Regions from separate parts of the Homo sapiens genome. Here region 2 is linked to region 1. Evidence: chromatin loops called from intact Hi-C (ENCODE). Cell type or tissue: K562. All regions are shown on one strand. Each heading gives the region's core, and the rest is flanking DNA. Links, peaks and the distances in the headings are about the cores only. Region 1 has its middle 32 kb from the start of ZNF638. Region 2 has its middle 28 kb from the start of MPHOSPH10.

Evidence for each region. Hi-C counts contacts between places; a loop is a spot of excess contacts. Peaks named below come from ENCODE experiments on the same cell type or tissue, not always from the same donor. Only the 100,000 strongest peaks of a DNase experiment are listed, where the experiment ranks them.
Region 2: it touches region 1 in a loop (5-fold over the local background); 10 of 110 quality-filtered maps call a loop at or near these places.

The regions. Positions count from the first base shown.
Region 1 is chr2:71,291,780-71,307,550 of GRCh38, reverse strand. No RefSeq gene overlaps it. Among named protein-coding and RNA genes, the nearest start is that of ZNF638, 32 kb to the left of the region's middle. In K562, for the core only: a CTCF peak has its summit at 7,940 (motif pointing left); a DNase peak (open chromatin) is centred at 7,960; H3K27me3 peaks cover 1,189 bases.
Region 2 is chr2:71,150,592-71,166,362 of GRCh38, reverse strand. No RefSeq gene overlaps it. Among named protein-coding and RNA genes, the nearest start is that of MPHOSPH10, 28 kb to the right of the region's middle. RefSeq lists enhancers at 4,145-4,806, 14,666-14,725 and silencers at 8,618-8,779, 8,702-8,841. In K562, for the core only: CTCF peaks have their summits at 8,726 (motif pointing left) and 11,347; DNase peaks (open chromatin) are centred at 8,742 and 11,372; H3K27me3 peaks cover 3,466 bases.

The DNA.
Region 1 (15,771 bases), core at 4,841-12,840:
TTTTTTTGAGACAGAGTCTTGCACTGTCGCCCAGGCTGGTGTGCAGTGGCACGATCTCGGCTCACTGCAAGCTCTGCCTCCTGGGTTCACACCATTCTCCCGCCTCAGCCTCCCAAGTAGCTGGGACTACAGGTGTCCGCCACCATGACAGGCTAATTTTTTGTACTTTTAGTAGAGACAAGGTTTCACCGTGTTGGCCAGGATGGTCTCCATCTCCTGACATCGTGATTCGCCCGCCTTGGCCTCCCAAAGCGCTGGGATTACAGGCGTGAGCCACCGCGCCCGGCCTTATCAGTGGTTTCCAAAGTTATCCTGCATCAGAATCACTTGAAGGGCTTATTAAAACACAGATTGCTGGCCCTACCACCCATTTCTGATTCAGAACTGGAACTGGAAATGACAATACAAGAATTACTGCTCTAGCCAACTTGGCTTCCTTTGAGTTGCTAAAATACCATTATAATGAGCAGCTGCTATTTTTGCCTTCCCAGCGTTCATCCCCTCTTCTCATAACCAAACCCTTTTCCAGCCAGGAACCACTTCCTTGCAGTTTAGGTGTGGCTGGATTGCCTTCTTAGACCACAGGAGACACATGACCCAGGCCTGACCAATCAGAATATTCCATTCCCATGGCCACAGTCATTGAATCAGGAACAGGAGTGTTGCCAATTAGAATCCTCTCCGGGATTTTTTTCTGCCGGAGTTATCAAAGAAGATGCTCTCTTTCTACCAAGGTTGTTATGCTGGCCCTCAAGATTACAAAATGGAAAAAACCTGTGAGAGAGAAAAGGAAGACCTGGATCACATCACTTGAGCCCTTAGATCCAGCCATGCCCAAAGCCAGACATTCCAAAGCCTTTTCTGTTCCATGTACACTATTACCATTTTGCTTAGGCCAATTTGAGTTTGGTATTTGTCACTTGCAAGCCAGGGTCCTGACTAACAAATGAACTGATAACATAAGCGGGGAGGGGTGGCGATGACAGACCTTAAATATGGAATGCGAAGAGACAACCTACAGAATGGGAGAAAATATTTGCAAACTATACATCTGACAAGGGGTTAATATTCAGAATATATAAGAAACTCAAACAACTCCATAGCAAAAACAAAAAAACACAAGCCAATTTTAAAAATGAGCAAAAGATCTTAATAGATATTTCTCAAAAGAAGAGACATACAAATGACCAGCAGATGTATTTTAAAATGTTCAACATCATTAATTATCAGGGAAATGCAAATCAAAACTACAATGAGATATCACCTCACTCCAGTTAGAATAGCCATTATCACAAAGACAAAAGATAATGAGTATTGTTGAGGATGTGAAGGAAAGGGAACCCTTGCACATTGTTGGGAATGTAATTTAGTATAGCCTTTATTGAGAACAGTATGGAGGTTCCTCAAAAAATTATAACTATAACTACCACATATTTAATCCATTAATACCACTGCTGGGTATATATACCCAAGGAAATTAAATCAGCATGTTGAAGAGATATCTGCACTCTCATGTTTATTACAGCACTATTCACAATAGCCAAGATATGGAATCAACCTAAGAATCCATCCACAGATGAAAGGATAAAGAAAATGTTGTATGCATACATATATATATACACAATGAAATACTACTCAGCCATAAAAAATTATAAAATTCTTTCTTTGTTTTTTTTGTTTTTTTGAGACAGAGTCTCACTCTGTCACCCAGGCTGGAGTGCAGTGGTGCAATCTCGGCTCACTGCAACCTCCGCTTCCCGGGTTCAAGCTATTCTCCTGCCTCAGCTTCCCAAGTAGCTGGGACCACAGGCACGCGCCATCACGCCCAGCTAATTTTTTCATTTTTAGTAGAGATGGGGTTTCACCATGTTGGCCAGGCTGGTCTTGAACTCTTGACCTCAGGTGATCCGCCCGCCTCAGTCTCCCAAAGTGCTGGATTACAGGAGTGAGCCACCACACCCGGCCAAAAATAATAAAATGCTGTCATTTGCAACAACATGGATGAATCTGGAGGACATTATATTGAGTGAAGTAAGCCAGACACAGAAAGATAAATACTGCATATTCTCACTCATATGTGCAATCTAAAAAAAAGTTGATCTCATAGAAGTAGAGAGTAGGATAGTGATTAACAGAAACTGGAGCAGGAGAGGTGGGGAAAGGGAAGAATGGGGAGAGGTTGGTCAGTGAATACAAAGTTAGGTAGGAAGAATAAGTTCTGTTGTTCTATTACACTGTAGGGTAACCATAGTTAACATAATGTATATTTCAAAATAGCTAGAAAAGAGGATTTTGAATGGCCTCATCACAAAGAAATGATAAATGTTTTAAGGTGTGGATTTGCAAATTACTCTACAAATTACTCTAATCAGATCACTATCAAAATATCATATTGTATCCCATAAATATGTACAAATTTTTTTTGAGACAAAGTCTCACTGTGTTGCCCAGGCTGGAATGCAGTGGCCCAATCTCGGCTCACTGCAACCTCCATCTCCAAGGGTCAAGTGATTCTCATGTCTCAGCCTCCTGAGCAGCTGGGATTTCAGGCGTGCATCACATCACGCCCGGCTAATTTTTGTATTTTTACTAGAGACAGGGTTTCGCCATGTTGGCCAAGCTGGTCTAGAACTCCTGGCCTCAAGTGATCCACCCACCTCGGCCTCCCAAAGTGCTGGGATTACAGGTGTGAGCCACTGCACCCAACCATAATGTACAATTATTATGCATCAATTAAAAATAAAACTTTTAAAGAGAGCCAATTAGAATATTTAACTGAAAAAATGTATACATACGGAATGCCAGGAGGATGCCTCTATCCTTATGTGGAAAGTGTGGGAAGTGATCATCCTTATTCTGTGGTTACAAAGGTGCTGGTTAAACTCCTGTAACTTGAAACACTGACTTTGCTAAGAACAGCAGAATGAAGAGAGGAATGGACCTGGGTCCATAATGATATAACTGAGCCACTGTTGATATTTATCAGCTTGAACCCATTCTACCTCTGGACTTCCTTTTATAGAAGGCAATAAATTGATTTGTTTGGATTAGGGTTTTCTGTAACTTGCAGTCAAAAAATTTCCTAACTCATAAATTCACTACTTCTACATCTAATTCTTGCAAAAAAAACAAGGTTCAGTTCAATTGGTCCAGCTGAAAGCAAACAGGAAAGACCACAGAGCCTTGCAAAGAGGTATATTTCTTGCCCACAAACAGTAAACTCTAAACAGATGTGAATCAGACAATCCGTAGCTTTTCTTGGTTACAGAAGCCTAAATTTCTGCCCAGCTAAATCAAAGAAGACATCACAGGAGAGATGATCAGGATTTAGGAGCAAATAATGTATTAATGGTGATTCCTGTTTATGCCTTATTCAGTGAGACAGATGATCATGCCAAGGGAACACTGGCAGACTGCTAGGTTTGAGGGGAAATTCATTAGTTCTGCCTTGTTTAGACATGTAGAGTTTGAGGTACCTTTGACATAAGCAAGCAGGAATGCTAAGCAGACAGTTAGATACCTAGGCTGGGGCTCTGAGGTTTATGAGCTAGAGACGTAACTCTGGGAAGTCACTGGCATGTATCTAATAACTTAAGCTGTGAGCCATCGGTGAGATTACCTACGGAGGTAATACCAAGTGAGGAGAGAAGATGGCCAAGTGTTGAGAATAGGCAATATCTAATGACCATGAAAAAGAGGATGAGCTTGCAGAAACAAATGAGGGTAAACTACACAATTGTTTTAGATCCATATAATACAATATTATTTGACAATTAATTTTTTAGATAACTGAAAGAGTTTAAGGTACGTGTAGTATGTTCCCATTTTTAAATAGAAAAAACACACATATGTGTAATCATATATCCAAAAGTACATATCAGGTAGGGTGCAGTGGCTCACACCTGTAATCCCAGCACTTTGGGAGGCAGAGGTGGGGGGATTGCTTGGGCCCAGGAGTTTGATACCAGCCTGGGCAATACTGGAGACCCTGTCTCTGTAAAAAGTAAAAAAAAATTAGCCAGCCATGGTGGTGTGCACCTGTGGTCCCAGCCACTTAGGAGGCTGAGGTAGAAGGATCACTTGAGCCCAGGAGTTCAAGGCTGCTGTGAGCCATGATTGCACCACTGCATTCTAGCCTGGGTGACAGAGTGAGACACTGTCTCTAAAAAAAAATTAAAATTAAAAAAATTTTTAAAAAGTGTTTAAAGAATTAAAACTGTTTATCAAGAGGTAAGTTTTTTTTTTGTTTTTTTTTTTTTGTTTTTTTTTTTTTGAGATAGAGTCTCGCTCTGTCCCGCAGGCTGGAGTGCAGTGGTGCAATCTAGGCTCACTGCAAGTTCCGCCTCCTGGGTTCACACCATTCTCCTGCCTCAGCCTCCCAAGTAGCTGGGACTACAGGCGCCCGCCACCACGCCCGGCTAATTTTTTGTATTTTTAGTAGAGACAGGGTTTCACCGTGTTGGCCAGGATGGTCTTGATTTCCTGACCTCATGATCCACCCACCTCGGCCTCCCAAAGTGCTGGGATTACAGGCGTGAGCCACCACGCCTGGCCAAGTTTTTTTTTTTTTTTTAAAAAAAGCTTAAAGTTAAGGCACAAAGTATAAGTATATGTATGACATGAGTAATTAACAAATCTGAACTTACAAGGAACTGCTATCAATCAATAAGAAAGTATTAAACAACCCAATAGAAAAATAAGCAATATATTTGAGCAGCCATTTCACAGAAAAGGAAACACAAATGGCTAATAAAAAGTGGCCACCTCATTAATGCTCTACCTCATTAATAATCAAGAAAATGTAAAACCTCAATGACATTCATTCAATTCAGTCAACAATATTTATTAAAGTCTTCTATGGGGAAGGTGCTGCTCTAAATTCTAGAAACACAACAGTGAACAAGATATGAAAAACTCCCTATCCTTAAGGAACTTAAGTTCTAGTGTGGAAAAGCAGTGGCAGTAAGTGGTCCGGAAAGAAATAAAGCAGTGAAGAGATAAGGGAGTGGGAGAGAAGCATGCCAAATTTTAAAGGGGATGGACAGGGAAAGCCTCACAGAGAACTTCACAATTAAGTGAAGGCCTGAGAGAGGTAAAGGAGCAAACTACGGAGATATCAGGGAGAGAACATTCCAGGCAGAGGAACAAGTAAGTGCAAAGGTTGTGAGGAGCACTAAACAGGCCAGAGTGATTGAAGCAGAGACCATTTTGCACACACCAAGCAAAAACCAAAAGACCAAATATTGGTAAGGATATGGAGAAACATTAATTCTTATATACGGCTAGTAGGAAGGTACATGGATCATGATCACCCTGGAAAACCATTTGTCATTTTCAAGCATTACCCTCGCAGGCATGTAGCCTAGAAAAACTCTTGAACAGGTGTACCAAGAAGCCAGTACAAAATGCTCACAGCAGCACTGGTTTTTTAATAGCAAAATTATTAAATTCTGGATTTTAATACCATTTTTAATTGACAGATGAGTGACAAAAATAAATGATATATACATAACAGAATACAACAGAGTAGTAAAAATACATGTGCTCTAGGTAAGTATCTACATGGATGAACATCTGGAATATACTCCTGACTAAAAACAAAAAGCAAGTTACAGAAGAAGAAGAATAGGAATCATTTTACGTAAAGTCTTCAAACATGCAAATCTAAGCAATACCGTGTTTATGATTTTGCCCATTAGTGGTAAGATATTTTTTCATGTAAGAGAATAAGAAATCATCACACCTATAATTCCAGCACTTTGGGAGGCCAAGGCAGTTGGATCACTTGAGCCCAGGAGTTGGAAACCAGCGTGGACAACATGGTGAAACTACTTCTCCCCAAAAAAACACAAAAACTAGCCAGAGATGGTGGCACACGCCTCTAGTCCCAGCTACTCAGGAGGCTGAGGCAGGAGGGTCACTTGAGCCCAGGAGGTCAAGGAAGCTGCAGTGAGCCATGATCACACCATTGTACCCCAGTCTGGGTGACAGAACAAGACCCTGTCTCAAAAAAAAAAAAAAAAAAAAAAAAAAAGAGAGAGAGAGAGAAAAAATAAGAAATAAAAAAGTCAGATTGGGGGAAGTTCAAAGAGAGGCACAGGATGAGTAAGGGTATAGAGGGCTTCAAAAATTATATTAATGTTCTATTTCTTCAATTGAGTGGTTGAAGAAATGGCGTTAATTTTATTTTTATGATTTTATCTTACAAATATCTCAGATTTTCTTTTGGATATTTGAAGTATTTTATTTAAAAAGTTTTATTTTCTAAAGAGAGAATGTACAAGCCCAGTGCAGTGGCTCATGCCTGTAATCCCAGCACTATGGGAGGCCTAGGCAGGTAGATCACCTGAGCCTAGGAGTTCGGGACCAGCCAGGGCAACATGGTGAAACCCCATTTCTACAAAACACATGAAAATTAGCGAGGTGTGGTGGCATGCACCTGTAGTCCAGCTACCTGGGAGGCTGAGGCAGTAGGACTGCTTGAGCCCGGGATGCAGATATTGCAGTGAGCCATGATTGCGGTACTGCACTCCAGCCTGGACAACAGAGTGAGAATGTCTCAAAAAAACAAAAAAGAGTGAATAAAGTAAATGTACAGATTTTAATTTCATTAGCAGATCATTTTAATGTGATCCTAAAATAGTTAAATATGTAAGGCATAATATCCTTTTAAAAATCTTCTTGATTATTGAAAAGGTCTTTCTTCTGTGCCCATAGAAAATACAGGGCAAAAAAATCTATGTTTTTGGCCAGGTGTGGTGGCTCACACCTGGCATCCCAGCACTCTGGGAGGCGAGGGGGGCAGATCATTTGAACTCAGGAATTCAAAACCAGCCTGGGCAACATGGTGAAACCCCATCTGTACTAAAAAGAACACAAAAATTAGCTGGGCATGGTGGCATGCGCCTCTTGTCCCAGCTACTTGTGAGGCTGAGGCACGAGAATCGCTTGAACCCAGGAGAGGGGGGGTTGCAGTGAGCCGAGATCATGCCTGCACTCCAGCCTGGGCAACAGAGCGAGACCCTGTTTCAAAAAAAAAAAAAAAAAAAAAACCCCACTTTTTTTTTCTTGTCTCACTTTAACATAAATATCTTTCATATAAATAAACAAAATCCCTATCCTTTTCTCTTCAGTGACTAATGTAAGGGTAAGAAATAGGGAAACATGACGGACAGAGGAAAAGGAAAGCTATTAAGTGCCTCCTAAACCAAAAGCAACTAAATTTTATTTGGAAGTTGTGTGTGTGAGAGAGAGAAAATCCTCATGCAGCTCACTCATCTACTTAATAAATTTTAAAAAGTTAACTCCATAAACCAATAGAAAATCATTTAAATTTTAATTCCATATAATTTTAACATTTTTATGTGCCAGGCATTGCTCTAAGTGCTCTTACACTTATAGATTCATTTAATCCTGAGAATAATCAATGAACTAGGCACTATTGTCATCTCCATTTTAGAGAAAAAGGAACCAAGGCACAGAGCTAAGTGATTTGCTGTATGTCGCACAGTTAATAACTGGTAATCTGTATCTGAACTTCAGCAGCAGGCCTCCGGAATCCACGCCCTCAACCACTATATTAGATTGACTTCCTCATATGATGGAGTCTTTTGAAAGGGGACAGAGGTACAGAGGACAGAAAAGAGAGAAAAAGAGAGCAGAAAGCTACGGAAACAATGCTGATGTCTGCTAAAGCCTAAGAGACAAATATCTAACTCATTTACCAGTATTGTTCTTTAACATGAATGAAATCTTTTCGTTTAAACAATGGGCAAGTATTGCAAAAAACCTGCTAGAGAAAGTATTCTGATCATTCCATAAAACTTGAAATATAGACATTCTTAAGCTTTCTTTTCCTCATTTCCATCAGGGAATGTGTGATTGCTTCCAAATCTAGCTTAAAAAAAAAAGATACCTTAGAATTTTGTCACCACCTTGTGGTCTTTTGTAGTAGTGCTACTGAAAACTTCAGAAGAATCTGGGCTGGGGTGCAGTAAAAACACCAATGCCAATCTTAGGGCTATTTTACCTGCTTTCAATAATTTTAATCACCTTCAATGGACTCCTGTATTTATCTACATTATTTTTTAAGTGTGGTGACCAAAATGAGGCACAATCCAGTCTATTACTGAAATACCAGACCAAGGTTGGCCATGCCCAAAACCTTTCTAAGGACAGCAGCTATCCTACCAAGCCCCTGCTAAGCGGAAGTCTGTGTGACTTTTCAGTTATAACTTAAGTCAAGACACTTCCTTGTACTGAACTTATTTTGAGTTTCCTTAGTCTAGTCCAGTAGTACATTAAGTCAAATCAGTTGTTTTTTTTTTTTTCCAGACAGGGTCTCGCTCTGTTGCCCAGGCTGGGATGCAATGGCACAATCATGGCTCACTGTGGCCTGGACCTCCTGGGCTCAAGTGATCCTTCCACCTCAGCCTCCCAAGTAGCTGGGATCACAGGCAGGCACCACCATGCCTGGCTAATTTTTTTCTTATTTAGAGACAGGTGTCTCACTACATTGCCCAGGCTGGTCTCAAACTCCTGGGCTCAAGTGATCCTCCCACAAAGTGCTGGGATTACAGGCATGAGCTACCTCGCCTGGCCAAATGAGTATTCTCAAATTAGTAACTATCCTATTTCCTCACCTCAGAGCTGATTTTTCCCTCTTAAGGGTGTTTCCCTTCCCCTCCTTAGGGAGGGAGGAGGGACAGGCTGGCACAGGGATAGTAAGTGCAGGTTCCAGAACACTTCAGGGTAAAGGTGGGAACTGAGGAGTCCTTCAAGCACATCTACTTCCTGGCAGCTCCCTGGAGTTGGCAACTGAGAGCCCAACTTAAATTCCAGATAGAACTTACATGCAACCATGTTGCCCATTTTCCTGTCTTGCTTATGGTCAAAATAATCCATGAAAAACCCTTACATTACTTATTCAGGCGTAGCATATACAGTTTTGTGCAACCAATCCCAAATCCCATGCTGTGAATTCCTCTCAGTCTTCACTCAGTTTTCTCTGTGACCCTATATTATTTCTTCTATTTTTTTCCCCTCTAGTGTTCTTAGCCTAAGAACACTAAGGCGGTATGCTCCTAAATCCCATCCCATCCACTGATGTTTGAAGATCTGCAGAGCAGTTCTTTGGTTGACCCAATACCTCAGAAGCTACTGACATTTAATGGCTGAGGGCCAGACATACCAAAAATCATTCAGTGTGTAAGACCCTGTCTTAAGACAAGCTGTGCTGCACGATAGTTAGGAAAACCACTACCGTTCCAGTGCCTGGCCTCCTGCATTATGTATAACTCTTCCTTATAAATGGTCAGTAAAACCCTTAAAATTACACACTATTTCACAGACTAATAAGATAGACTACATACTTAGACAAAGTGGAGAAAAGGCCAATGCAGTCCCCTGCCCTGTTTAATAATATATAATTTCCTTTCTTTTACCTACATGAGTTAGTTAATTTTGAGTAACTGAAATGAATATATGATGAGATTCTACTGTATCTATTCCCTACACTTTAATACACATTGTTCTGTATCTTGTTTTTTGACTTAATAATTCTTTGAGATTGCTCTACATTCATGTAAAGAAATCTACCTCATTCTTTTTAATGACTGTAGCATATTTCATTTTAGGGAGATATCCTAGAATTTACTTAACCAGTCTTAGTGAAAGAATTTTAAGTGAAAGAATTTTAAGTCAAAGTGTAAAGTGATGATATATATTTTGAAAAGATTATGTGGCTATATGGTAGGAAATGGCTTAAAGGTTTTCAACAGTTTATGTGAGGACCCCAGTGACAGGACATTACCACAGTATTCTTGATAAGCAATGACTTATTTTTACTGTTGATCTCTAATAATTCCCCAGTAGGGTGAAATTTTTTTTAAAAAAAAATATAAAATAGAGGCTAAGTCTCGCTACGTTGTCCAGGCTAGTCTTGAACTCCTGGGCTCAAGCAATCCTCCTGCCTTGGCCTCCCAAAGTTCTGGGATTACAGGTGTGAGCCACCATGCCTGGCCAGGGGTAAAATCTTAATGGAAGGAAGAAAGGATGGGAGGGAGGCAGTGAGGAAAGAATTTTGATGTAGTCCAATTTAGCTTTTCTTTCTCTTTATAGTTAGTATTATTTGCATCCTATTAAAAGTCTTCTTATACCAAGGTTATGAAGATATTCTCATATATTATCTTCTAGGAACTTCATTGTTTTGCTGCTCACATTTAAAACCACAACCCACCTGGAACTTTTTTGTTTTGTTTTTTGTTTTGAGACGGAGTTTTGCTCCCGTTGCCCAGGCTGGAGAGTGCAATGGCGCAATCTCGGCTCACCGCAACCTCCGCCTCCCGGGTTCAAGCTGTTATCCTGCCTCAGCCTCCTGAGTAGCTCAGATTATAGGTATGCACCACCACGCCCAGCTAATTTTGTATTTTTTGTAGAGACTGAGTTTCTCCATGTTGGTCAGGCTGGTCTCAAACTCCCAACTTCAGGTGATCTGCCCGCCTCAGCCTCCCAAAGTTCTGGGATTACAGGCATGAGCCACGGTGCCCGGCCTTTTTTTTTTTTTTTTTTAATAGTGTGACGTTGGGTCAAGCTTTGGTTTGATTTTTACTTTGTATGTTTTTTCCTTCCTTTTAAAAATAATAATATCTGATTGTCTCCATGCCACATACTGAAAAAAATTTAATTATTTCCCTTCTTCTCTTTAGGGTCAATTTGCTCATACATGAAGTGTCCAGATATATGTGATTCTGCTTCAGCACTCTCTATTCTAGTCTTTTGATCAATTTTTCTATTCTTCCATTAATATTACACTTTCTTAATAATTACAGTGTCATGTTGTCTCTCTCTTTTTTTTTTTAGTAAAAAAAAAAAAAAAGGCTGGAAGCAATCCTCCCACCTTGGCCTACTAAAATGCTGGGATTACAGGTGTGGGCCACCATGACCGGCCATATTAAGTCTTGATATCCAATATGGCTAGCCTTCCCACTGTTCAAGATTGTCTGGGCTATTCTAGGTCTTTTGCATTTCCAGATACATTTTAGAATCAACTTGTCAAGTTCTCAAAAAAAAAGAAAAAAAACTTACTGGATTTTGAGTTGGGACTGCATTGACTCGGTGAATCAATTTGTTAAGAAGTGAAATCTTTACAATATTGAGACTTCTAATCAACAAAATATGGTATATCCTTCTAATTACTCAGAACTTCTTTACCTTCTCCCAATAACATTGTATGGTTTTCTGCATTAATATTATGACTATATTATGTTACATTATTTAATGTTTACGATGCTTTTGAAAACAGTATCCCTTTTCAAAATTTATTTTGCTTATTCCTACAATATAGGAAAATAATTGATTTTTGTACACTGGCCTTAAATCTGGCAATAATTTAGTAATTTTTTGCATCTACATTCATGAGGAATATTGGTCTGTACTTTTTTTTGTATTCTTTATCTAGTTTTAGAATAAAAGGCCAGGTGCAGTGGCTCATGCCTGTAATCCCAGCACTTTGGGAGGCCGAGGCAGGTGGATCACCTGAGGTCAGGAATTGGAGACCAACCTGGCCAACATGGTGAAACCCCCCGTCTCTACTAAAAATATAAAAATTAGCCAGGCATGGTGGTGCACGCCTGTAGTCCCAGCTACTTGGGAAGCTGAGGCAGGAGAATCACTTGAACCCAGAAGGCAGAGGTTGCAGGGAACTGAGATCATGTCATTGCACTCCAGCCTGGGCAACAGGGTGAGACTCCATCTCAAAAAAGAAAAAAAAAAAAGTAATTCCTAGCTTCATACAATGAATTAGAAGGACAAAACCACATTATCTCAATTGATGCAATAAAAGTATTTAAAATTCATCATCCTTTCATGATAAAAATACTCAACAAACTAGGAATAGAAGGAAACTGCCTCAAAACAATAAAAGCCAGATACAAAAAACCCACAGCTAACATCATATTCAATTATGAAAAACAGAAAGCTTTTCCACTAAGATCAGGAATAAAACAACGATACTCACTTCAGACACTTTTTTTTTTTTTTGAGTTGTAGTCTCACTCTATTGCTTACGCTGGAGTCCAGTAGCACGATCTTGGCTCACTGCAACCTCTCCCTCCCAGGTTCAAGTGATTCTTATGCCTCAGTCTCCAGAGTAGCTGGGATTACTGGTGTGCACCATCATGCCTGGCTAATTTTTGTATTTTTAGTAGAGACAGGGTTTTGCCATGTTGGCCAGGCTGGTCTAGAACTCCTGAGCTTATGTAATCTGCCTGCCTCGTCCTCCCAAAGTGCTAGGATTACACATGTGAGCCACCAAGCCCGGCCTCACTTTTGCCACTTCTATTTAACGTAGCGTTAGAAGTTCTGGCCAGAGTAATCAGGCAAAAAAAAAAGAAATAAAAGACATCCAAATTGGAAAGAAAGAAGTAAAATTATCTCTATTCACAGATGACATGGTCTTATATGTAGAAAACCCTAAAGATTATACACACACGCACACACACACACACACAACCCCACGAGAACTAAAAAACAAATCCAGTAAAGTTGCAGGGTGAAAAACACAAAAATAAGTTGGTTTCTATACAATAGCAATGAACAATCTGAGAAGGAAATTCAAAACAATTCCATTTGTAATAGCATCAAAAAGAATAAAATACTTAGTGCGAATAAACTTAAGGAAGTAAAAGACTTGTATAATGAAAATTACAAATTGCTGAAAGAAATAAAGGAAGACACAAATAAAAGGAAACATATCCCATGTTCATGAATTGGAAGAGTTAATATTATTACAATGGCAATACTACCCAAAGCAATCTACAGATTCAATGCAATCCCTTTCAAAAATCCCAATAATGTTTTTACATAAATAGAAAAATCCATCCTAAAATTCATATGGAATCCCAAAGGACCCTGAATAGCCAAAATAATCTTGGAAAAAGAAGAACAAAGTTGTAAGATTCACACATCCTCATTTCAAAACTTACTGGCCGGGCGCGGTGGCTCACGCCTGTAATCCCAGCACTTTGGGAGGCTGAGGCGGGCGGATCACGAGGTCAGGAGATAGAGACCATCCTGGCTAACACGGTGAAACCCCGTCTCTACTAAAAATACAAAAAATTAGCCGGGCGTGGTGGCGGGCACCTGTAGTCCCAGCTACTCGGGAGGCTGAGGCAGGAGAATGGCCTGAACCCAGGAGGCGGAGCTTGCAGTGAGCCAAGATCACGCCACTGCACTCCACCCTGGGTGACAGAGGGAGACTCTGTCTCAAAAAAAAAACAAAAAACAAAAAACTACAAAGCTACAGTAATCAAAAACAGTGTGATACTGGCATAAAGATAGACATGCAGATCAGTGGAATAGAACAGAGAGCTCAGAGATAAACCTTCACATATATGATCAAATGATTTTCAACAAAGGTGCAAAAATCATTCACCAGGGAAAGGACAGTCTTTTCAACAAACGGTGTTGGGAAAAGTGTATATCCACATGCAAAAGAATGAAATTGGACCCTTACCTTATATCATATACAAAAACTAATTCAAAATGGGTCAAAGACCTAAACACAAAAGTGAAAACTATAAAACTCTTGGAAGAAAATATAGGGCAAAAGCTTCATGATATTGGATTTGGCACTGACTTCTTGGATATGACCCCAAAAGCACAGGCAACAAAAGAAAAAATACATAAGTGAGACTTTGTCAAAATTGAAAAATTTTTGTGCATCAAAAGATAGTATTCAAAAGACAGTATAGGTGAGTGAAAATGCAACCCACAGAGTGGGAGAAAATACCTGCAAGCAGTATATATTATAAGAAATTAATATCCAGAATATGTAAAAAACTCAAAAACGGTGGCTCACGCCTGTAATCCCAGCACTTTGGGAGGCCGAGGCAGGCAGATCACGAGGTCAGGAAATCGAGACCATCCTGGCCAACATGGTGAAACCCCATCTCTACTAAAAATACAAAAATTAGCTGGGTGTGGTGGCACATGCCTGTAGTCCCAGCTACTCGGAGGCTGAGGCAGGAGAATCGCTTGAACCCGGGAGGTGGTGATTGCAGTGAGCCAAGATAGCGCCATTGCACTCCAGCCTGGCGACAGAGCGAGATTCCGTCTAAAAAAAAAAAGAAAAAAGAAAAAAAAAAACCCAATTTTTAAAATGGGCAAAGAACTTGAATAGAAATTTCTCCAAGGAAGAATACAGATGACCAATAAGCACATGACATGATGCTCAACATCGTTAATCATTAGGACAATACAAATCCAAACCACAATCAGATATCATTTCACACTCACTAGGATGGCTATTATTAAAAAAAAAAAAAATTCCAGCAACAGAAAATAACAGTGTTGGTAAGGATGTAGACAAACTAGAACGCTTATGCATTGCTGGTGGTATGTAAAATGGTGCAGCCACTGTAGAAAACAGTATGGCAGTTCCTAAAAAAGTAAACAGAATTACCATAAGATCTAGTAATTCCACTTTTGGGTATATATCCCAAAAAACTGAAAGCAGGGACTTGAACAGATATTTGTGCACTAATGCAGCATTGCTTACAGCAGCCAAAAGGTGGAAACAACCGAAAGGTCCACTGATGAATGAATGGACACATGGCATATATACATACACGCTGAAATAATATTCAGCCTTAAAAAATTAAATTCTGATGTATGCTAAAATATGGATGAACCATGAAGACACTATGCGAAGTGAAATAAGCCAGACACAAAAGAACAAATATTGTATGATTCCACTTGTATGAGGTACCCAGAAGAGCCAAATTCATAAAGAAAGAATTGTAGTTACTAGAGGCTGGAGGGTGTGTAGAATGGATAGTTATCACTTAATGGATACAGAGTTTCAGTTTGAAATAATGAAAAAGTTCTGGAGATGGATAGTGGTGATAGTTGCACAATAATGTAAATGTACTTAATGCCAATGAACTGTACACTTCAAAATGGTTAAAATAGAAAATGTTATGTATATTTTACTACAGTAAAAAAAAAAATTAAATCAGAATGGCACATACTCTACTTTTTTTCTCCAGTGGATTATTTACATCAAGTAAATAAAAGACGAGAATAACTGCTTTGGCCATGTCTCAAAGCATAGGTTCCCCTCAGATCAGTAGTTCCTAGGAGGCCAGAGCCAACTGAATTTCCTAGAAGTGCCAAAGGCATCTCTGTCTCACCCATTACCTCAACAATTAGTTGTCACTGAGGACAGTCAACTGAGTACAACTATCACAAAGTCCCAGCCAGGTTGGGTAAAGGTCCACAGCTCACCACAGAGTATATACTTTATCTCAGACCCTGAAGTAATAGGAGGAAAGTAGGAAGATGCTGAAGGAGTTTGGGAGCTTTCCTAAGTTTCCATGTAAAAATCCAATATAGGTATAATTCAAGTTATATACAACAGTGGTTCTCAAATTTCAGCATGTATGAGAATCATCTGAAGTGCTGTTAAAACACAGGGTGCCACCACCCACTCTACTCCTCAAGAGTTTCTCTTTCTGGGATTTATGTAGGTCTGGGATGGGGACCAAGATTCTGCGCTTCCAATAAGTTCCCAGGTCATGCTGGGAACTGCTGGCCCAAGGTCCACACTCAGCGAACCACTGCAAAGAGTCCTCAGAAACAACTCCCCCATACCGATCCGACCCCAAAGAGGATCAAATGGGAGCAAGGAGAAACGTGAATATATTAACAGTGATAATTCAGTATCCACAAATTATTTAAGATTCAGAAAAATATTTTCCATTGTCCTCTTTT
Region 2 (15,771 bases), core at 4,371-12,370, 140 kb after region 1:
TTCTAGCTCCTACAGTCTGGGCCAGGCTTTTCCTCTGAGCCCCAGTCAGCCTGGAGGACCAGGGCTACATCTTCCTTGGACAGAGACCCACCATAGGGGTGGCAGGACATAGGGGTGGGGGTAGGCAAGGTTCCTGTAGGGAGGTGAAGCTGTCATCAGGGATGGTGTCTGCAGGCAGTGGGTGTATCATGTCTCTGCTACTACTTGCTGGGTGATTTCCCCATTCTGGACCTCAGTTTCCCCATCTGTTTTACGGAGATAATATGCCTGCCTACATATCTGGGGACTTGGATGTGTGTGTGGGCTAGTTGCAGTGTTTCTTAGGTGTGGTCCTGGGGCAGCCTGCACCACCCCATAGAGATTTCTGGGCCCCATCCTAGGCTCACAGGATCAGAATCTCTGGGAATTTGCATTTACACAGGCATCCGGGTGATTCAGACACATGATTGAAGAAGCACTAATAGTATATTGTAAGCTCTTTATAAAAGGTAAATTCATAGCTGCCTTTTAATAAACATAAATTTCATCTTCCCTTCCTCAGTTAAGGACACACAACCCAGTTGAAAATCACTCTGCCTTTCCAGATGTGGAATCTTATCTTTCCACTAAGATTCTGTTAACTGTTACTTTCTGTAGTTTGTATTCCAAAACAATGGGTATATCTTTCCATTTTTTCATATAAATGTTTAGGTTGGATGTGCTTTTTCAAATGGGACACACACTCACACCGTTTAGAATTCCAGCTATGGCTTCTGTCAGGCCTCTGAGCCCAAGCCAAGCCATCGCATCCCCTGTGACTTGCACATATACACCCAGATGGCCTGAAGTAACTGAAGATCCACAAAAGAAGTAAAAATAGCCTTAACTGATGACATTCCACCATTGTGATTTGTTCCTGCCCCACCCTAACTGATCAATGTACTTTGTAATCTCCCCCACCCTTAAGAAGGTTCTCTGTAATTCTCCTCACCCTTGAGAATGTACTTTGTGAGATCCACCCCTGCCCGCAAAACATTGCTCTTAACTTCACCGCCTAACCCAAAACCTATAAGAACTAATGATAATCCATCTCCCTTCACTGACTCTCTTTTCGGACTCAGCCCACCTGCACCCAGGTGAAATAAACAGCTATGTTGCTCACACAAAGCCTGTTTGGTGGTCTCTTCACAAGGACGCACATGAAATTTGGTGCCGTGACTCGGACCAGGACCGCACCCTGTAGCCTTTCTGTCCAAACAACTTGACCTTACTGTTTTAGCCTAACCCTCATGTCTGCATGCAGTGGCTGCCACTGCTTTAATACTTTTAGAGGCCCTAAAAATCACAAACTATGCTCAACTCACTCTCTACATTTCTCATAACTTCCAAAATCTATTTTCTTCCTCATACCTGACGCATATACTTTCTGCTCCCCGGCTCCTTCAGCTGTACTCACTCTTTGTTAAGTCCCACAATTACTATTGTTCCTGGCCCGGACTTCAATCTGGCCTCCCACATTATTCCTGATACCACACCTGACCCCCATGACTGTATCTCTCTGATCCACCTGATATTCACCCCATTTCCCCATATTTCCTTCTCTCCGTGTCTCTACCCCTTCTCTGCTTTTCTGGGGGAGGGGCAAGTACCCCTCAATCCCTTCTCCTTCACCCTTAGTGGCAAGTCCTGCTTTTCTGGGGAAGGGGCAAGTACCCCAACCCCTTCTCTCCTTGTCTCTACCCCTTCTCTGCTTTTCTGGGGAAGGGGCAAGTACCCCAACCCCTTCTCTCCATGTCTATACCCCTTCTCTGATTTTCTGGGGCAGGGGAAAGAACCCCTCAACCCCTTCTCCTTCACCCTTAGTGGCAAGTCCCGCTTTTCTGGGGAAGAGGCAAGTACCCCAACCCCTTCTCTCCTTGTCTCTACCCCTTCTCTGATTTTCTGGGGCAGGGGCAAGAACCCCTCAACTCCTTCTCCTTCACCCTCAGCGGCAAGTCCCACTTTTCTGGGGGAGGGGCAAGTACTCCAACCCCTTCTCTCTGTGTCTCTATCCCTTCTCTGCTTTTCTGGGGGAGAGGCAAGTACCCCAACCTCGTATCTCTGCACCCCGATCCCTTATTTCTGCACCCTGACCTCGTATCTCTGCACCCCAACCCCTTCTCTGCTTTTCTGGAGGGCAAGAAACCCCCACCCCTTCTCCGTGTCTCTACTCTTTTCTCTGGGCTTGCCTCCTTCACGATGGGTAAGCTTCCACCTTCCATTCCTCTTTCTTCTCCCTTAGCCTGTGTTCTTAAGAACTTAAAACCTCTTCAACTTTCACCTGACCTAAAACCTAAATGCCTTATTTTCTTCTGCAATGCCGCTTGACCCCAATACAAACTCGACAGTAGTCCCAAATAGCCAGAAAACTGCACTTTGAATTTTTCCATCCTGCAAGATCTAAATAATTCTTCTCGTAAAATAGGCAAACGGTCTGAGGTGCCTGAAGTCCAGGCATTCTTTTACACATCAGTCCCTCTCTAGTCTCTGTTCCAATGCAACTCATCCCAAATCTTCCTTCTTTCCCTCCTGCCTGTCCCCTCAGTCCCAACCCCAAGCGTCGCTGAGTCTTTCTAATCTTCCTTTTCTACAGACTCTTCTGACCTCTCCCCTCCTCGCCAGGCCGAGCTAGGTCCCAATTCTTCCTCAGCCTCCGCTCCTCCACCCTATAATCCTTTTATCACCTCCCCTCCTCACACCCAGTCTGGTTTACAGTTTCGTTCCGTGACTAGCCCTCCCCCACCTGCCCAGCAATTTACTCTTAAAAAGGTGGCTGGAGCTAAAGCCATAGTCAAGGTTAATGCTCCTTTTTCTTTATCCCAAATCAGATAGTGTTTAGGCTCTTTTTCATCAAACATAAAAAACCCAGCCCAGTTCATGGCTCATTCAGCAGCAACCCTGAGACGCTTTACAGCCCTAGACCCTAAAAGGTCAAAAGGCCGTCTTATTCTCAATATACATTTTATTACCCAATCTGCTCCCGACATTAAATAAACTCCAAAAATTAAATTCCGGCCCTCAAACCCCACAACAGGATTTAATTAACCTCGCCTTCAAGGTGTACAATAATAGAAAAAAGTTGCAATTCCTTGCCTCCACTGTGAGACAAACCCCAGCCACATCTCCAGCACACAAGAACTTCCAAATGCCTGAACTGCAGCAGCCAGGCGTTCCTCCAGAACCTCCTCCCCCAGGAGCTTGCTACACATGCCGGAAATCTGGCCACTGGGCCAAGGAATGCCCGCAGCCTGGGATTCCTCCTAAGCCGCGTCCCATCTGTGCAGGACCCCACTGAAAATTGGACTGTTCAACTCACCTGGCAGCCACTCCCACAGCCCCTGGAACTCTGGCCCAAGGCTCTCTGACTCCTTCCCAGATCTTCTCGGCTTAGCGGCTGAAGACTGACGCTGCCCAATCACCTCGGAAGCCCCCTAGACCATCACAGGTGCCGAGCTTCCAGTAACTCACAGTGGAAGGTAAGTCCATCCCCTTCTTAATCAATATGGAAGCTACCCACTCCACATTACCTTCTTTTCAAGGGCCTGTTTCCCTTGCTTCCATAACTGTTGTGGGTATTGACGGCCAGGCTTCTAAACCTCTTAAAACTCCCCAACTCTGGTGCCAGCTGAGACAATACTCTTTTAAGCACTCCTTTTAGTTATCCCCACCTGCCCAGTTCCCTTATTAGGCCGAGACACTTTAACTAAATTATCTGCTTCCCTGACTATTCCGGGATTACAGCTACATCTCATTGCCACCTTTCTTCCCAATCCAAAGCCTTCTTTGCGTCCTCCTCTTGTATTCCCCGACCTTAACCCACAACTATAAGATACCCCTACTCCCTCCTTGGTGACCGATCATGCACCCCTTACCATCTCTTTAAAACCTAATCACCCTTACCCCACTCAATGCCAATATCCCATCCCACAGCACACTTTAAAAGGATTAAAGCCTGTTATCACTCGCCTGCTACAGCATAGGCTTCTAAAACCTATAAACTCTCCTTACAATTCCCCAATTTTACCTGTCCAAAAACAGAACAAGTCTTACAGATTAGTTCAGGATCTGCGCCTTATCAACCAAATTGTTTTGCCTATCCACCCCGTGGTGCCAAACCCATATACTCTCCTATCCTCAATACCTCCCTCTACTACCCATTATTCTGTTCTAGATCTCAAACATGCTTTCTTTTTTTTTGAAACTTTTTATTTTTTTTGGAAACTTTTTACTTTGATATGATTTATTTATTTATTTATTTTTTTTTTTTTATTGATCATTCTTGGGTGTTTCTCGCAGAGGGGGATTTGGCAGGGCCACAGGACAATAGTGGAGGGAAGGTCAGCAGATAAACAAGTGAACAAAGGTCTCTGGTTTTCCTAGGCAGAGGACCCTGCGGCCTTCCGCAGTGTTTGTGTCCCTGGGTACTTGAGATTAGGGAGTGGTGATGACTCTTAACGAGCATGCTGCCTTCAAGCGTCTGTTTAACAAAGCACATCTTGCACCGCCCTTAATCCATTTAACCCTGAGTGGACATAGCACATGTTTCAGAGAGCACAGGGTTGGGGGTAAGGTCACCGATCAACAGGATCCCAAGGCAGAAGAATTTTTCTTAGTACAGAACAAAATGAAAAGTCTCCCATGTCTACCTCTTTCTACACAGACACAGCAACCATCCGATTTCTCAATCTTTTCCCCACCTTTCCCCCCTTTCTATTCCACAAAACCGCCATTGTCATCCCGGCCCGTTCTCAATGAGCTGTTGGGTACACCTCCCAGACGGGGTGGTGGCCGGGCAGAGGGGCTCCTCACTTCCCAGTAGGGGCGGCCGGGCAGAGGCACCCCTCACCTCCCGGACGGGGCGACTGGCCGGGCGGGGGGCTGACCCCCCCATCTCCCTCCCGGACGGGGCGGCTGGCCAGGCAGAGGGGCTCACTTCCCAGTAGGGGTGGCCGGGCAGAGGCGCCCCTCACCTCCCGGAGGGGGCGGCTGGCCGGGCGGGGGGCTGATCCCCCCACCTCCCTCCCGGACGGGGCGGCTGGCCGGGCGGGGGGCTGACCCCCCCACCTCCCTCCTGGACGGGGTGGCTGCCGGGCGGAGACGCTCCTCACTTCCCAGACGGGGTGGCTGCCGGGCGGAGGGGCTCCTCACTTCTCAGACGGGGCGGCTGCTGGGCGGAGGGGCTCCTCACTTCTCAGACAGGGCGGTTGCCAGGCAGAGGGTCTCCTCACTTCTCAGACGGGGCGGCCGGGCAGAGACGCTCCTCACATCCCGGACGGGGCGACAGGGCAGAGGCGCTCCCCACATCTCAGATGATGGGTGGCCGGGCAGAGACGCTCCTCACTTCCTAGATGGGATGGCGGCCTGGCAGAGACGCTCCTCACTTTCCAGACTGGGCAGCCAGGCAGAGGGGCTCCTCACATCCCAGACGATGGGCGGCCAGGCAGAGATGCTCCTCACTTCCCAGACGGGGTGGCGGCCGGGCAGAGGCTGCAATCTCGGCACTTTGGGAGGCCAAGGCAGGCTGCTGGGAGGTGGATGTTGTAGCGAGCCGAGATCATGCCACTGCACTCCAGCCTGGGCACCATTGAGCACTGAGTGAAGGAGACTCCGTCTGCAATCCCGGCACCTCGGGAGGCCGAGGCTGGCGGATCACTCGCGGTCAGGAGCTGGAGACCAGCCCGGCCAACACAACGAAACCCCGTCTCCACCCAAAAAATACGAAAACCAGTCAGGCGTGGCGGCGCGCGCCTGCAATTGCAGGCACTCAGCAGGCTGAGGCAGGAGAATCAGGCAGGGAGGTTGCAGTGAGCCGAGATGGCAGCAGTACAGTCCAGCTTCGGCTCTGCATCAGAGGGAGACCGTGGAAAGAGGGGAGGGGGAGGGGGAGAGGGAGAGGGAGAGGGAGAGGGAGAGGGAGAGGGAGAGGGCATGCTTTCTTTACTATTCCTTTGCACCCTTCATCCCAGCCTCTCTTTGCTTTCACTTGGACTAACCCTGACACCCATCAGTCCCAGCAGCTTACCTGGGCTGTACTGCCGCAAGGTTTCAGGGACAGCCCTCATTACTTCAGCCAAGCTCTGTCTCATGATTTAGTTTCTTTCCACCCCTCCGCTTCTCACCTTATTCAGTATATTGATGACCTTCTTCTTTGTAGCCCCTCCTTTGAATCTTCTCAACAAGACACACTTCTGCTCCTTCAGCATTTATTCTCCAAAGGATAGCGGGTATTCCCCTCCAAAGCTCAAATTTTTTCCCCATCCATTACCTACCTCGGCATAATTCTTCATAAAAACACATGTGCTCTCCCTTCTGATCATGTCCGATTAATCTCCCAAACCTCAATCCCTTACAAAACAACAACTCCTTTTCTTCCTAGGCATGGTTAGTGTGGTCAGAATTCTTACACAAGAGCCAGGACCACACCCTGTAGCCTTTCTGTCCAAACAACTTGACCTTACTGTTTTAGCCTAGCCATCATGTCTCCGTGCAGCGGCTGCCACTGCTTTAATACTTTTAGAGGCCCTAAAAATCACGAACTGTGCTCAACTCACTCTCTGCATTTCTCATAACTTCTGAAATCTACTTTCTTCCTCATACCTGATGCATATACTTTCTGCTCCCTGGCTCCTTCAGCTGTACTCACTCTTTGTTAAGTCCCACAATTACCATTGTTCCTGGCCCGGACTTCAATCTGGCCTCCCACATTATTCCTGATACCACACCTGACCCCCATGACTGTATCTCTCTGATCCACCTGATATTCACCCGATTTCCCCATATTTCCTTCTTTTCTGTTCCTCACCCTGATCACGCTTGATTTATTGATGGCAGTTCCACCAGGCCTAATCGCCACACACCAGCAAAGGCAGGCTATGCTATAGTACAAGCCACTAGCCCGCCTCTTAGAACCTCTCATTTCCTTTCCATCGTGGAAATCTATCCTCAAGGAAATAACTTCTCAGTGTTCCATCTGCTATTCTACTACTCCTCAGGGATTATTCAGGCCCCCTCCCTTCCCTACACATCAAGCTTGAAGATTTGCCCCCACCCAGGACTGGCAAATTAGCTTTACTCAACATGCCCTGAATCAGGAAACTAAAATACCTCTTAGTCTAACTAGACACTTTCACTGAATAAGTAAAGACCTGTCCTACAGGGTCTGAGAAGGCCACCGCAGTCATTTCTTCTCTTCTGTCAGACATAATTCCTCAGTTTAGCCTTCCCACCTCTATACAGTCTGATAAAAGACCAGCCTTTATTAGTCAAATCAGCCAAGCAGTTTTTCAGGCTCTTAGTACTCAGTGAAACCTTTATATCCCTTACGGTCCTCAGTCTTCAAGAAAAGTAGAACAGACTAAAGGTCTTTTAAAAACACACCTCACCAAGCTCAGCCACCAACTTAAAAAGGACTGGATAATACTTTTACCACTTTCCCTTCTCAGAAGTCAGACCTGTCCTCAGAATGCTACAAGGTGCAGCCCATTTGAGCTCCTGTATAGACGCTCCTTTTTATTAGGCCCCAGTCTCATTCGACACCAGACCAACTTAGACTGTGACCCCAAAAAACTTGTCATCCCTACTATCTTCTCTCTAGTCATACTCCTATTCACCGTTCTCAACTACTCATACATGCCCTGCTCTTGTTTACACTGCTGGTTTACACTGTTTCTCCAAGCCATCACAGCTGATATCTCCTGGTGCTATCCCCAAACTGCCACTCTAAACTCTGGAAGTAAATAAATAATCTTTGCTGGCAGGACTATGCTGAATCTCCTTAGGCACTCTCTAATCAGATGTCCTAGGTCCTCCCAATTCTTAGACCTTTTATACCTGTTTTTCTCCTTCTCTTATTCCATTTAGTTTCTGAATTCATCCAAAACCGTATCCAGGCCATCACCAATAATTCTATATGACAAATGTTTCTTCTAACATCCCCACAATATCACCCCTTACCACAAGATCTCCCTTCAGCTTAATCTCTCCCACTCTAGGCTCCCACGCCACCCCTAATCCCGCTTGAAGCAGCCCTGAGAAACATCACCCATTCTCTCTCCATACCACCCCCCAAAAATTTTCACCGCCCTAACACTTCAACACTATTTTGTTTTATTTTTCTTATTAATATAAGAAGGCAGGAATGTCAGGCCTCTGAGCCCAAGCCAAGCCATCGCATCCCCTGTGACTTGCACATATACAACCAGATGGCCTGAAGTAACTGAAGATCCACAAAAGAAGTAAAAATAGCCTTAACTGATGACATTCCACCATTGTGATTTGTTCCTGCCCCACCCTAACTGATCAATGTACTTTGTAATCTCCCCCACCCTTAAGAAGGTTCTCTGTAATTCTCCTCACCCTTGAGAATGTACTTTGTGAGATCCACCCCTGCCCGCAAAACATTGCTCTTAACTTCACTGCCTATCCCAAAACCTATAAGAACTAATGATAATCCATCTCCCTTCACTGACTCTCTTTTCGGACTCAGCCCACCTGCACCCAGGTGAAATAAACAGCCATGTTGCTCACACAAAGCCTGTTTGGTGGTCTCTTCACAAGGACGTGCATGAAAGCTTCCTCTCAAATTATTAGCCCTTTTCTGCCAGGGAGTAGTTTTTCCCAAGGAGGTCTGGAAGACAAGACCCTGGATAGAGGCTGGTGGTACCCCGCCCCGCTCATCAGAATCGCTGGATCATGACTGACCCCTAGTGGCGGCTTCTCTGCTTAACTGTCAGCCCATGGACTGGGGTGTGACCCCCAATGCTGCTGCAGAAGCTTTCACCCGTCCTGGGCCACCCCTGCCATCTGTGGAGAAAGGCCTGTCCCTTGTCTTCTGAGCCCAGCTGGCCTCACAGGCATTCAGCAGATTGGAAAGTCTAATCATGTGCTGCGCTGGGCTCCCCCACGCCCCTTTTTGGAGTGAGGCAGAGTGCATTCCAGCCCCCAGCATCCCTGCTGTTTATTCCCATCCCTCACCCCCACCCCCATACACACTCACAAGTACAAACACGGGCGCAGTCACGGGCACACACCGCCACGGAGAGCATTTCCATTTCCAGCCTCGGCAGAGCAGTCTCCTTATAGGGAAGTTAACGAGGCAGTAAAGGCTCAGGGGTCAGGGAGGCCCTCTGTCGGGAGGAGGCTGCTAGACCCAGTTCTGCCTCTGACTTGCTGGGGGTCCTTGAGAAAGTTGCTTCTCCTCTTTGGTTTCAGTTTCCCCAGCTGAGAAATGGAGGGTTTGGCCAAATGGTCTAAGGTTCTGGGAACCTCTAACTTAGAGCCCGTAACTGGTGGTCAAGATGAGGGAGAGTCCCTCGGGGTCAGCTGAATGCCTGAGAGGCAGGACAGGCCCAAAGGTGAGCAACTTGAGCACACCAGGTGGGCTCCGAGCTGGAGGTGAGCCCCACAGCCTGCAGAGCAGCCCTGGACTCGTGAGCCCCATCGCACCAGTCCGGTGGGACTTCAGAGATGTGGAATCCAGCCTCCTCTAGTATTGCAGAGCTGGGGGATGGGAGCTGCGGATTCTGACACCACAGCTGCCTTATATATGCCAGATGGGCTGGGGCAAGACACACCCCTTTCTATGAAATGAGCAGTCAGTCCAAATAGATGAGCTAAAGAAAGGCTGTGGGAGGGACCCAGCTCTAGCCTGAGGCTACAGACTGGCTTCCAGGGTACTCAAGCAGCTGCCTCTGGGGGAGGGGTCCCAGGTATGAGAGGCAGGGCTCAGAATCTAGGCCAAGCCTCCACAGGACCCCCCTCTGGAGAGCTCGGAGCAGTCTTGGGGGGAGGGTCAGCAGGCAGCAAGTGCACTAGGAGCATCTTTCACAAGGCACCCAATATTGCATCTGCTCCAATAGGCAGCGAGTTGGAAAGTGGATGGAATAGGCAGGGTGGCAGCTGCTCCCCAGGGCCAGGAGTCCAGCCCAGCTCCCACCCAAGTCCACCTCAGGCCTGCTCAATTGGGTTGATCAATGCTCTGGGCCCTCTGGCCCCACCCTCAGAGGGAGGGGTTTGGGGCAACCAGGTGAACTGGCCCTTGCGGGAGGCAGGCAGCCCCTCACCAGGATCCCCACCCCCACCTCTCCAGCCCCCCTCATTCCCTGATCCTTCCACCTGCTCTCCTGCCCCAGTAGTTTCCTCTGCTCACTCTCATCCCTTTTCCTGCTCCCAGGCTCACCTGCTCAGATGTCCTTGACTCTCCTCTGAGTCTCCCTCTTTCCAAGCCGCCTCCCCTCTACCTAACACAGTCTCCCTGAAGACACCACAGTACAAAAGCTCAACTTCCCGCACCTCACCTTTACTCCCAGACATGGGAGAGAGATGACATGAAGACCCGAACGCCACTTGGCAAAAGATCTGGGGTGTGCAGGGGGCAGATCTGAGGCTGTGGAAGCTCCAGGGGCTCCCTGCAGAAGGCTGCATTTAAGCTGGGTTTTGAATGTGGCTCTGAGCTGAGACCTCTCCTTGAAGCTCCAGACCAGGAGCCAGCTGCCAGCTGGACCACTTCATTTGGTGTCTCAGAGGAACCTTGCACTCCATAGGTCTAACTCTGAACCCAGAAAATGCCCCCATCTCAGCCCTGTTTCTTCTCAGGGAAAGCACTACCTCATACCCAGTTCTGCACCAAACCCAAACTATGAGCGCTCTGGATAAGCCAGTGCCAAGAGGGAACGAGCTCTGAATGCCAAGCCAAAACATGTGAGTTTTAACTCCACCTCCAGCTCCGAGAGTTGTGGGTAGGGAAGGGCCTTAGTCCATTTTGCTGTAGAAAGACCAGTCTGGCACTGTATTGTACATGGATGACAGGGGAAGAGTGAGGGTGGAGAGACCAGAAGGACGGCAGGACTGGGGAGGTAGGGACATGGCTGTAGCGGTGGAGATGGGGGAACAGACAGGACTTGGTGGTTACTTGGATGAACCAAGGGAGGGATCAGGAAGAGACACCCCGTTTTGTACCAGATGTCTAGAGTGTGGGATGCCATTTATTGCTCGAGGGAAGAGGAGGAGGAAGAGGTATGGCATGGGAGGAGATAGCTGAGCTCTCTCTTGAATGTCACTTGAAGTCCCCAAGGAGAGACAGGCCTGCCAGCACCTTCATGAACTGCTTCAGCCAGCCCTTGGGGCACCTGTGGTCCCTGGCCATCTCGACTCTCCCCTTTGTGCCTGTCAGCTGCCATGGGGGTCAGTTGCACAAGGGCCCAGCAGGTCTGTGTGTTTTCCCAAGGGACTGCCGCATGGCCAATGCTGAGGAGAAGCTGATGGACGACCTTCCCTTCTGAACAAAACCCGTTACAACTACCTGATCTGCCCAGCCACCAGCAGAGGCCCTCACAGCTCATCTCCATTGAGATGGAGCTCTCCCTGGCCTAGCGTGTCAGCATGGTAGGTGCAGAGGGTAGCTGTGGCTCAGGCTCAGGCGAAGAGGCAGCTCATGGCCACACCCCAAGCGATCATTGGCCAGAGGAATGAAATTACTAGGGTTGACTTAGATTTACCATTACATGGCAGGGAGGCTGCAGAAGAGTCCATGAAGTTCATAGGTGTCCAACATTTAATGAAGTCAAGGTTTTGTCTACAAAGAAGAAATAAGGGTGGGAGCGGGATGACCACTGGGTAGGCAGCCAATGGGGCTGCTCAGCTGAGTCTCCAGCACGACCATAAGCTTCTCCTCATCCTCACAGCCCCACCTTATTATCTCCCTCAACCCTGCTCAACAGATGACCTTACATGCTGCCTACTTGTTGGGGGAAATAAGAACCAGACTGGGGGAATTGACGGGTACAGAGGCCCAGGTGTAGGGGCAGGACCAGAGGCAGTGCAGCGCCTACTGAGCCAGGCGGGTGAGGGTCTGGACAGTGCGCGTGGCTGCTGCAGGCATGGAAAGGAGGCGCAGATGGAGGCACTCCCAGGGGCCATTGTCAGGCTCTCCATATGTGGACGCGTGCAGAGGTGGGGGTGCTGAGGAGGGAGGAGGTGCAGGGAATTTCTCTTCTCCTCTCTACTGCCTCTGAGTTGGAGATTTCAGATGAAACCATGGCCCATTGTAAATGAACACAATGTCCCCACTCACAGGGTTAGAACCCCACCCTTGGAAGCAGCTCTGAGGGGAGCATTCACATGGGGAGAGTGCAGGAAGCTGTGTCCAGCAGGGGAAGGAGATCACCAAGGGGGCTGACCCTCCCCTGGTGAGGTGGCTGCCTTCTGACACACCAGATGCTCTCTTTAGCATGGTTGGCCCCCACACACCAAGCCTGTCAAATTTACAGCCTTCAAGAAGGCTTTGGCCAATTAATGAGCAGCTCCCTCTCCTAGGAGGAAGGACGTCTAAAGGATGAGGAGGGCAGTAGAACCCCGTACGCTCTGCCCCCTCCCTCCACAGTTGGACCGAAAGGAAGGGGGCTTTCAGACAGGCTTGCCCAGGCTGGGGTCTGAGTGTCACTGTCCAGCCAATGGTCATCCCGCTCCCATCCTCACCTTCTTGCTTAACGGGTGAGCCCAGCTGCTGCCGCAGCTGCCACCCTAGTGAGGGTGAACGAGCAGGAGGCTGCGCTGCACTTCCAGGCTCAGGCTGCCTGGCCAGATCTGCTCTGAGAGCCCTGTAGGCTGATAGAGGCTACCAGGAGGAGGATGGGATGCAGCTGCCAGCCCCCACCTGTGCAAGTCGTACTTCTAAAAGCTTGGGTATATAGTAAATATTAGGTGCTGGGCTGCGGGGCCAGGAAGGGGTATTCTCCTATTTTTCAGGGTTTATTTATTTGATGAGGGAGGGTTATAGGTACAACCAGTTTAAAGATGGAAATTTTTAGAGTGCAGGCAGGGATTTAGGGTAAGCCAAGCAGACTTGTCCAAGCAGCTCTTTTGGGGAGGCCAGAGTCCTGTACCAATGTCCTCAGGCATGTTCAGCAGCTGCTGGGGGAGTGCTGGACAGGATTAAAGCACAGGAGAACTTTCTGGATGACAGAAATGCTCTATATCTTGAAAGGAAGTAGGTTACATGGGTAATGCGTTTGTTAAAACTGATCAAAATGTGCACTTCACATCTGTGCATTTCACTGAATATAAATTATACCTCAAATTAAAAACATTTTTTAAAAGACAGATGGGTCAGGCGCGGTGGCACACGCCTGTAATCTCAGTATTTTTGGAGGCCGAGGCGGGAGGATCACGAGATCAAGAGCTCGAGACCATCCTGGCCAACATGGTGAAACCCTGCCTCTACTAAAAATGCAAAAAAATAGCTGGGTGTGGTGGCACGCGCCTGTAGTCCCAGCTATTCAGGAGGCTGAGGCAGGAGAATCGCTTGAACCCAGGAGGCGGAGGTTGTAGTGAGCCGAGATCGTGCCACTGTACTCTAGCCTGGCGACAGAGTGAGGCTCTGTCCCCCCAAAAAAAAAAAAGCCCTGAGGTGGAAGATTGCCTAGCAGGCTCTAAGAAAACCAAGGAGGCCAGAAGACTAGAGCAGAAACAAAGCAAGGGAGGCAGCAAAGAGCCAGATCATGGAGGGCAAGTGTTAGCAAATTTGTTCTGTGAAGGGCCAGATAGTAAATATTTGAGGCTTTGGGGGTCACGTGGCCTCCATCATAACTAGGCAACACTGCTATTGTAGTGTGAAAGCAGCCACAGACAATACGTAACATATGAGTGTGGTTGTGTTCCAATGAAACTTTATTTACAGAAACAGCTGGCTAACTTGCCATCCAGCTACTGTTTGCCAGCACCTGATGTAGGACCCTGCAGGTCATTGCATGGATTTGAGCATCGACTTTGACTGAGATGGGAGGAGGGGAGACAAAGATTTTGAGCATAAGCTCTGAAAGGACCCCTTTCCCTGTTGCATTAAGAATAGATCATGGGGTACACAAGGATGGAAGCAAGAGAGGGAGTGAGGAAAACAGAAGGCTGATGCAGTAATCCAAGGGGAGATGATGGTGACATTTTGGGTCGGGATGTTGGCATTGCCATTGATAAGAAATCGTTATATTCTGAATATATTTAGAAGACTGAGCTAGCAGGATTTGCTCATGGTAAAGGTGGTAATGTACAAGAGAAGAGTCAAGGGAAACTCTGAGGACTTTAGCCTAGCAACTGGCAGGATGGAGCAGAAAGAGTAAGAGTTCAGTTTCGGACATGTAAATGTGAGATACCACTTAGACGTTCTTGAGGATGAAAACCCTTGAACTGATGTAATCAAGTCAGGTCAGACTGGAAATACAAATTTGGGAGTTGTTGGGGTTTAAATGGTATTAATACATGGGACCAAGGATTGACTGTAGATAGAGAACTAAGAGGTCAAAAGACTGAGCATTTCATTAACAAAAGGCAGGGCAGTAAGAAGGAGCCTGCAAAGGAGACTGAGCTAGCGCAGTAGGAGGAAGAGACTTGGCAGCCAGAAAACCAAGTGAGTGATATATGTCAAGGACTGAGGGGCATCAAATGCAGGCAGAGAAATGCTGTGGGGCAGGGCCACCACAGAGAACACCTTCCCAGGCAATGCCCAGCACAGCCACTGGGGCAGGGCTGCCCCTGAGACCCTGGACCTATACAGCCACCAGTGTGCAATGCCAGGCTGGGAGAGCTGCATGCACAGGACTCCAACCAGTGAGAGCCAGGGCATGGGCTGCACCCAGTAAAGCTATGGGGGTGGAGCTGCCTGGAGCCTTGGGGACCCAACCCTCACCCCAGTGTGACTGGAAGGTGAGACATAAAGTCAAAGACTATCCTCAAGCCTCAAGACTTAATGTTGTTTACCTGGTGTGTTTTGGACTTACTTAGGACTAAGCTACTTCTTCCTATTTCTCCCCTTTAAATGGGAATATCTATCCTATGCCTATTCCACCGTTGTATTTTGGAAGCACGTAACTTGTTTGATTTGACAGCTGGAGGGAAATTTGGCTCAGGATGAATCATACCTTGAGTTGGTCTTACCCATGTTTACAGACTTTGGACTTAGAATTTAAAGTTGATGCCGGAACAAGTTAAGATTTTGGGAGCTATTGGGATGGAATTAATGTGTTCATTTAAGAACGTACACTTGAGAAGCCAAGGGTGGAATGCTATGCTATGATCTGAATGTGTCCTTCAAAATTCCTGTGTAGAAACTTAATGGCCAATGAGATATTAAAAGGTAGGACCTTTAAATGATTAAGTCTTGAAGGCAGAGCCCTCATGGATGGGATCAGCATCCTTATAAAAGGACTGAAGGAGTGAGTTTGATGGCTTTTTGTCCTTCCACCTTCTGCCAAGTGAGGACATAAGGCACCACCTTGAAGCAGAGCAGCTCTTACCACTCAACTTGCCAGCACCTTCATCTCAGACCTCTCAGCCTCCAGAACCGTAGGAAATGTTTCTATTGTTTATAAATGACCCAGTCCCAGGTATTTTGTTATAGCAGCACAGATGGACAAAAGCCAGTGCTTAATGTAGCCCCCAGCCTAGCTCTACCCTGCTGCAGCCAGCTTCTGCAGTAACAGGAATGCAGAGTGCAAACTTCCACAGGCTCTTCTGGACCACTGATTGACCCCTTGTAGACAAAAAAACCAGAAGGGCTTCACCTGTTGCTTTGGTGGAATCTTAGTCCACATTCTCTACCCATCTGGACTAAGGCTTACTGCATTTCCATCAAATCAGTATGAGAGCCTATCAGACAAAAGGCATTTTTCCCTGGATGGGGAGGTTGAAACAATGAGCACCTGGTGGTCACAGAACACTCTGCAGACTGCAGTTTACATTACTGGCTGTATGGAGCTTCTGTTG